2 separate regions of the Homo sapiens genome follow, and region 2 is linked to region 1. The links are chromatin contacts, found by Hi-C in ENCODE. All regions are on one chromosome and are shown on one strand. The core of a region is the stretch at or near the end of the contact, and the rest is flanking DNA. Distances in the headings are between cores, read along the strand shown.

What was found. Hi-C counts contacts between places; a loop is a spot of excess contacts on that map. Pooled maps may share reads with other maps.
Region 2: a loop to region 1 is called in a map of PC-3, with 4 times the contacts of the local background. The contact joins two enhancer-like sites. A Hi-C loop is called at or near these places in 2 of 168 maps with a recorded cell type or tissue (GM12878 and PC-3), 4 of 37 single-sample maps with no recorded cell type and 9 of 50 pooled maps.

Annotation. Positions count from the first base shown.
Region 1 is chr7:106,343,888-106,347,891 of GRCh38, forward strand. No RefSeq gene overlaps it. Among named protein-coding and RNA genes, the nearest start is that of NAMPT-AS1, 61 kb to the left of the region's middle. RefSeq lists an enhancer at 2,250-3,449. Within about 2 kb of position 2,149, at least 4 of the 41 ENCODE cell types and tissues checked have a DNase peak (open chromatin) inside an H3K27ac peak, as active enhancers do.
Region 2 is chr7:106,174,847-106,178,643 of GRCh38, forward strand. No RefSeq gene overlaps it. Among named protein-coding and RNA genes, the nearest start is that of SYPL1, 64 kb to the left of the region's middle. RefSeq lists a silencer at 1,899-2,038. Within about 2 kb of position 2,030, at least 9 of the 41 ENCODE cell types and tissues checked have a DNase peak (open chromatin) inside an H3K27ac peak, as active enhancers do.

The DNA.
Region 1 (4,004 bases), core at 899-3,398:
TGGTGGCCATCCCATGATCTCCTTCACGTTTATGTAATGTTCTATCTGCCTGCTCACAGTCTGTATCTCATCCTGGAGAGTCCTTATTTGTAAAGCATATCTGTCTTCTTGTACTTATCCTTCTGGTCTCTTCATGGATCTACTACCCTTTCTAGTGCTTTACCTATGTCATCACAAAGATTCCAGAATGAAGTCTCCTTCCTTCAAGATGGCAACCCTGGAGCATGGTTTTATTTGAGCCTGAGCTGGAATTGCAAAATTAGGCAGCTTGGCAGGAGAAAGCTAGAGCCAGGCATCAGTGGACCCCAACCTCTGAAGAAACCAACGCTTTTACAAACAGCTCCCTTCTGTAATGTCATGGGAGAGTAATTTTTTGCTTTTATAGGGTTTCTTCAGACAGAAGTACCACACAAAGATTATACAAGGATCTATGCTTTTCCATGTGGGGGTTTGATACATTAATGAGAATTTGACAAATCCTGACCACTCTGCCATCTGTGGGCCTCATTCTGTTCCTACTTCTGTGATGCTTTCCATCTGTTCTGAGACAGAGGAACTCGTTCCACTGACATAGGCAATACTCCTAACCCTACCAGCTGTCTTACAAGGGTGTGTTGCTGCTCACTGGAGAAAATGAAAGAAAAGGTATATATTCAACAAAAATCCTGCCAGAAACAATTCACATTCTTCCGTACAGGTAGCTTACAAAGGGGCACAATATGGGATGGGTTTATATTAATCATATCTCATACTTTTCATGAGGTTATGTCATCTTACTGCTCAGAAACCTCCAATAGCTCTCACGACTTAATCAAACTCCTTATCTTAGCATTGTAGGCCTTCCGGCTGTCATTCAGGCTTCATGGCACTTTATTAATACAATATTCCTTTCCCTTCCCCGCTACATGTCACCTATACTTTAGCCAAATGGGACCACATACTATTGTTCTAACCTGCTCCATAAATTTCTGCCTCCATGCTTTTAGAAATTGTATTCTCTGCATTCTAAATGTTTTCCTGTCATGTTGACCATAGAAGTGCTTCCCTTCCCTGAGATCTGTGGTAAGTGCTACCTCACTTATGACACCCTTCCTGATTTCCTCTATCTAGTGATCTCACTTCCCCATGGACTCTGAGAGCACTTTAGTGGTAACGTGTTTATAGACTTACCACATTCTTCCGGATATTTGAGCTGTTACTGTAACAGAGTCACGATGCTTACTTCCGCACTTGATGTTTTCCAAAATATTGATGGCTGAGAGTGAGAACAATCTGTTTTAATTCTGCCAGTGATTATTAAATTTATCTTTGAAGAAGGGTAGATCTTTGAGTTTTGGAGAAGAATAAGACTTAAGGGAGTTTTAGATTATACAAATGAAAGATAATCTTTTGGAATACAGAGACTCTGGTCCAATGTTTCTCAATTTGGTTTCCACAAAACCTTAAAGTTCAATATGTCATCACTAGGGGTTTGTAAGAGATTTTGATTTAAAACCTAGACATCAACTTTCGAAGTTTGCATACTTTGAGGATAGATAGTGGCTAAGCAGACATGTCAGCAATTTCATTCGGGGTCTTTCAGCCCCATTGTGGCAGTGTGCAATAGGATTGTATTTGTTTGTGCCCAGTTTGGTTTATGATGCAAGCTATGGGAGGTTACTGGTAACTGATGAGTGCTATATTGCACAGACGAGAGGGGTGGTAAATGGATGACATGAGTTTTTCCTTCTCTAACTATTTCCCCTAAACTCCCCTTATGCACTACAGGATGACTCACAGGACCAAACAAGCTTTGCTAGTATAACTAAAAATGAGGGGAAATTTAATTTTCATTCTAAAGGCTCAGCTGCACCCTGCCCCACCTCCTGCCCCCAGTTTTGTTGTGGTTACAAACATGGCAAAACATAGGTTGAAAAAGACTAAAAGTGATTTCTCCAGTGATTGATGAGTTTGGGGGGATTTTTAAATTTTACTATGCTCTTATGTTTTACACTTAACTCATGTTTGTATTTTATAAACATGTTTGATAACCCAATGTGGTAATTTTTGAAGGTGAGATGTGAGATGGAAGAGGAAAATTTTAGGCCTGGGGATAACCCTGATAAGGGTAGTGATGATGAATTATAACCTTCTGAGTCATTTTCCTGTGTGATTGGAACAAAGGACACAGAAAAAGTCCATCTTTATGATGAAAGACCCTTACCAAGGAGCTTCTATAGGCTGATTATCCAAATTTTCTTATTTTATTGAGAATCATCCATGTGAGGAGGCCAGCAAGATTTTTCTGTAAAGAGGCAGGTGGCAAATATTTTAGGTTTTTCAGATCACATGTAGTCTCTGTCACATATTCTTCTTTGTCTTTGTCTGCTTGTTTAAATGCTTTAAAAATGTAAAAGCCAATCTTAGCCCTGAGGGCTGTACCAAAGCAGGCCTCTGGTGAGGTTCGGCCCATGGGCTGTCATTTGCCAATCCCTGCTATGTCAAACAACTTAGAGATGTGGGAATGGCTCCAATAAAAAAAAAAAAAGAAAACCCAAACAAAACAAAAACCCTTAAATATAAGTCATAGGTATTCGAGAAGTAAAGATGCTGATTACTTTAAGCAGCTATTAGAATCTTAAAACAAACAGTAACTCTTGTTAAAAACACACAAACACACAAACAAACAAGAAACAGGTACATTCAGTGAAAAGGACCAGGGAGCAAGTTATTTAGTAGCAGAACTTACTGTCTTAAACAGGAAAAGTCACACAGTTGGTAAGGCTAACAATGTGATCATGTAAAATTACTGTGAATCAAAGGCTAGGAAAAGATGCACTACAAGAAACTGAAAAGGTTCCACAGCCTCAAACAGTGTCATATGGTGAAGTATTGATGACACGTCACACAACTTTGAAGAGGTTTTGTGACATACCCTGAAAAACCGCAGCTTCCTTTTCTAGGTTGATGAGTCAGGGGATTTCACCAATAAATGTCATACTTAGCATTTGTAAGATTTGCAAGTAATTGTGAAATTCAAGAAAACAAAGAGTGGCCCATAACAAGGAAAGGCCAAGATATAATTAATGTTTGGCCTTCATATCTATAAACAAAAGGTCTAAGAACTACATTGACATGAACACTGATAGTGCTCTGTCAAATTTGGTTCTATGAGAGCTTTTGCATCTTATTAAATGAAAAAAGTTTCTCACATTTTCACAACACATTGGCTTCTTCAAAGAGAATGTCAAACATTCTTGGAGATGAAATGAAAGTTTTAGATAATATTACAAAATGGCTATCTTTGTTATATAAAGGCTAACTTGAGAATACTTTTAAAACTGAAAAGGTGTCGATAAAGGCCACAGAAATATCCTGCTATACACAGAAATTTGGTGGCTCAGCAGAGGAAGCATTTTCAACAGGGTGTTTGAGCTAAAAGATGAAATTCAAAAGTACTTTCAATATCATACTGGGCAAGTTTCGTTAAGTGTTTTGATGAACAATGGCTACAAAAAGTTGCCTTCTCAGCGGACATTTTTCATTATGTGAACAAGTCTCTGCAAGGCCCTGGAGAAAATGTTTTGACTTTGAGTGACAAGATTCTTGAATTTAAAAGGTAACTGAGAGGGACTTCCGATTCAAGTGATGATGGAATAAGACCCTTGTGAAAAATTCCCTTGCAGTAAAACAACTATAAAACCTAAACATAAAGCAAAAAGCAACTACTTGAAGGCACTAGAGAGAGAACAGAAGCAGAAAGACATTGGCAAAGAATAAATATTTGGAAGAGGAAGCAGTATGAAGTAAGTGCCCTGTGTCTGTGGCTTCTAGCCTTGGTCTCAGTGCAACCCACTGAGTGTGCACAGTGGCAGTGTGGTAGAAGCATCAGTAGAAAACCCACCATCTCTCTGGTAGGGGAATCCATGGCTGATGGAGAGAGTTGGAGAATTCCCAAAGAGAAAGAAACAGAGAGCAAATCCCCAAAATTTTGTCTAATGATTTCTCTGACTGATTCCTGAATG
Region 2 (3,797 bases), core at 780-3,279, 170 kb before region 1:
GTACTTGCCGAGATTTTTGGGTTTGGGTTGTTACATGGCATGATTGCAACAATTGCTGACTAATACAAGCTTCTCACATTTATATTTTCAAAATGCTATATACTTGGAAACATATATATATTTTTACAGAAGTGCATAGCATATTTATGATTGTGTTACACAGGTTTTCCTGCTGTCTTTGTCTTTTCCTTATTAGATCGGTTATCCCCTCTTTTATTTTCCCTTATCCTACCTAAAGAAGTCTCCTTTCCTTTCCAAGTAATCCATGTTAACAGCCTACAATGCAGCCATCTATATTTTCTCCATATTTATTATATACTTATATACAATAATATGAATGCATATATTGCAGGAATGACATTCAAAATATGTAGCAAATACGTACTGGCTGCAGTATGCACAGCACCAACCAAACACAGTGAACGCTTGCTAAAATGTCCAATATGGTTTTATCAGTGTACACTGGCTGAATGCCAGCCCTGCACACACACGTACACATATACACAACAGAAATTTCTATCATTATGTTGTTTTACAAAAATGGAGCAATATTATGAACACTTTTACCCTATATTTTTAATGATTGTTTTCCACACAGTACCTCATTCCTTAAATTTCAACTCCAATATGGCTCTATTCATTCCATTTAATTGCTGTATAAAGCCATATTGAATGGGCTAGATCTATCAGTGTTTATTCAACAGTACCCTATTAATGGCCTTTTTCTTTGTACTGGTGTTTTTGCTACTGGGAACAATGCTGCAATTAGCATTCTTGTGCAAATATTGATGTGTCCTGGTGCTTTTATCTTGAGAGCATCAAGTCCCCAGAATGGAGCAGGTGGATTGATTGAGTGGTAAATTTTGTTAGATGACGTCAGATAGCTTTTCAAAGTTCAGTAACAATTTATATTTTTTGCCATCAAGATTTAAAGAAATCCTTTCCCCTACATCCCACTCAGCTATAAGTAAGTGGCTTTCTGATTTTTGCCAGTAAGTATAGGTATACAATAATGATCTGCATTTCCCAAACTGCTAGTGAGCTGAACACTTTTTCATGTCTTGGCTACTTGGATCTTCTCTCCATGTCTTTGCTCATTTCTCCATTGCGTTTTTTATATCCTTGTCAATATGTAGAACCTTTTTTTGCATATTGTAGGTATGAATCCTATGCCTACATTGAAATACTTTTTTTCTTAATCTACTATATGTCTATTGTTTTGGCGTAGGTTATCACTGCCCTAGCAAATGCTATCATGAGTTTAGGAGTGTGCTGCATCTTTCTCATGTATTTCTTTATATCTCTCTCCCCCTTCCCTCCCTCTGTTCTCCTCCCTTTCCTCTTCTTTCCCATTTCTTTCTCTCTCTGTGCCTGTTTTCCTTCCTTTCTGTGTCTTCCTCAGGATCTCCTTTTTTCTACCTCCTGCTCTGTCTGCTTCCTTTCATCTACTCCTTACCTCCTTGCTTCTCCAGCTCCATGGGAATACTCATTTTCAGTGCAGAGAGCACAGTGTTTTTCTGCTTGTGTCACTTACAAAACCAAGTCAGACCGAAGAGGTATTGCAGAGCAGCCCAGTAAGGGGTTAAAGCAGTATGTTTTCAAAATCGGCTGAATGTAAGTTCCTTTGGGAAGGTTTTTCTTTTTATATGGATCCCCCAGACCCATCCTCAGAGGTTTTGATTCTGTAGGTCTGGATGGGTGTCAGTGGGTATTTATTTCCAAATCTATCCAGGTGATTGCAGTACCTGGCCATCTGTGGGTGAGTGCTGGCTCAGGGAAGTTGGACATGTGCTCCCCAGTGTGGGGGTAGCTTGCTTGGGTGACTGGACAACACAGGTTATTGCAGTCTTAGATAATTGGCTTCCACAACCACCCAGCTCAGCACAAGACAGCAGGGAGGGGTTCCAGCGGAGTAGAGACAATGGTGAAGTCGTGGTCTTCTGGCCGGATTCTGCATCTCAAATGGCAGCTTTGCATGAATGCAGCCGCAGTGTGGCAAATGGGCACAGGGGGGCAGTGTGGCCCCACGTGGCTCCGAAGCCCTCTGATTCTGCATGAGGCCTGACCCGGGCTGGAATGCCGGCTCCAGGAAAGCTGTGAGCTGGTGAAGGGCTCTCCCACTGCCTTCTTCCCCTTCCACTCTTAGTCCCTGTCCCACAGAACCTGGCTTTCAGATGATTAAAGTTCATCCACCATTTACTGAGCATGAATTATCTCATGTCGAACACTGTCCTGGGTTATTTCATTTAATCTTCATAACAATCCAAGAAAGGCATATGATTTCCACCCTACGCAGAGGAAGCTGCAGTTTGGGGAAGTTAATTAGTTTCCCAGTGATGGCAGAGCCAGGATTGAGACCAAAGCCTGTCTGACTCCAACCCCAGTTGAGTGGAATTCTTTGCATTCAGTAACTGCTGCTCAATACAGGTAACAAATAGTTGATTCTGAACATATTAGGTGCTAATTTACCAGTTAATTTATTCATGCACGCTGATTGTTTCCCCTTTCTTCCTTCTTTAAAGAGATCAGTAAGAATAACCGAGTTAGCTAAGAAAGCTCAAAGCCCGAGGTCTGTTTGGATTTTAACAGGAGACTCTGAAGAAACAAAGAATGAAATAGCTGATGGTGAAATAGTGGCCATGGGGTTGGCTTCTCCATTCAACTAGGCCAGGGTATCACACTAAGAGTCTGCAGATCAAATGCAGGATTTTATTTGGCTAACATGATGTTATTTAAAAACCTAAATTCCAGTGGTTTTGTTGTTTATTTAGAGACAGAGTCTCCTTCTGTCGCCCAGGCTATTCCAGTGGTTTTAGGTGGGACATCTGCTTTGCAGTTTATCACAATCCCACCCTTCCCCTTTCTGTACATCTTTCTGCTTTGCTCGTTGATGCTACCTGCCTGGCATCCGCTAACAGCAGTGCCGGGCTGACGGGTCCTGTCACACTCCTGCAAGATGAGAACTGGCTTTGGGCCCTGCTCTGTCTCTTTCCCTTGCTCCACTTCCCTCCCAGGTGCTTCCCTCCCAGGTGCCATCATTGGCCCTCACACCTGTGTTGGGTGCGTCAGTCAGTCTGCTCTGCTGCTTCTAGCACCCAGATCAGTCCCAGGTTCGCCAGGGCTAAATTTAACCTGCAGCTGCTTCATCAGATGCTCGGGTATTTTCAGCCCTAGGAGCCTCGGGTGGCTGAGCTGAAAGTAGCTGAGGACTGCTGGCCAGGGCTTACGTCCAGTGTTGTGGATTGAAATTAGCATCCAGGTTGGTCCAAGGTCTTGGCTACCCCCCACACTGTGCTTCCATTTTTCTTAACTGAAGATGAGGAGAAGAGAGAGAAGGCAAGAACTGGCAGAGAATAAGACAACACAAAATAGATCCTGGGATCCCTCTGAATTTGCTCCATCATTCCTCCCTTCTCCACAGCCAGGAATGCCCCTCTGGTTGGTGGCCTAGCAGAGGGTACAGTCTGCATCACACAGTGAAGTGCTGCCAGCTGGCCTGTTCTCTCCCAAGCCACTGTTTTGGGGAGCCACCAGCCTTGCTCTGAGCTCCAGCGTTCATGTGTCTGTCATTCAGTGTCCTTTCCTGACATGGGCATTCACCAACAGGACTATGTTCCCCAAAGCCTTGGCCCATGACCTCTGAAAGTTCCCTGCTGATGTGTGCTGTGGAGTCGATAGTCCCTCTGGCCAAGCAAGCAGATGCGTGTGCAAAACTGCAGGCTGTCAGTGGCATTTACAAAGAGAAGAGGAATGTGGGTCCAGAGATGGGGCAGGCGGCCTTGAGGGGAGGAGAGGAG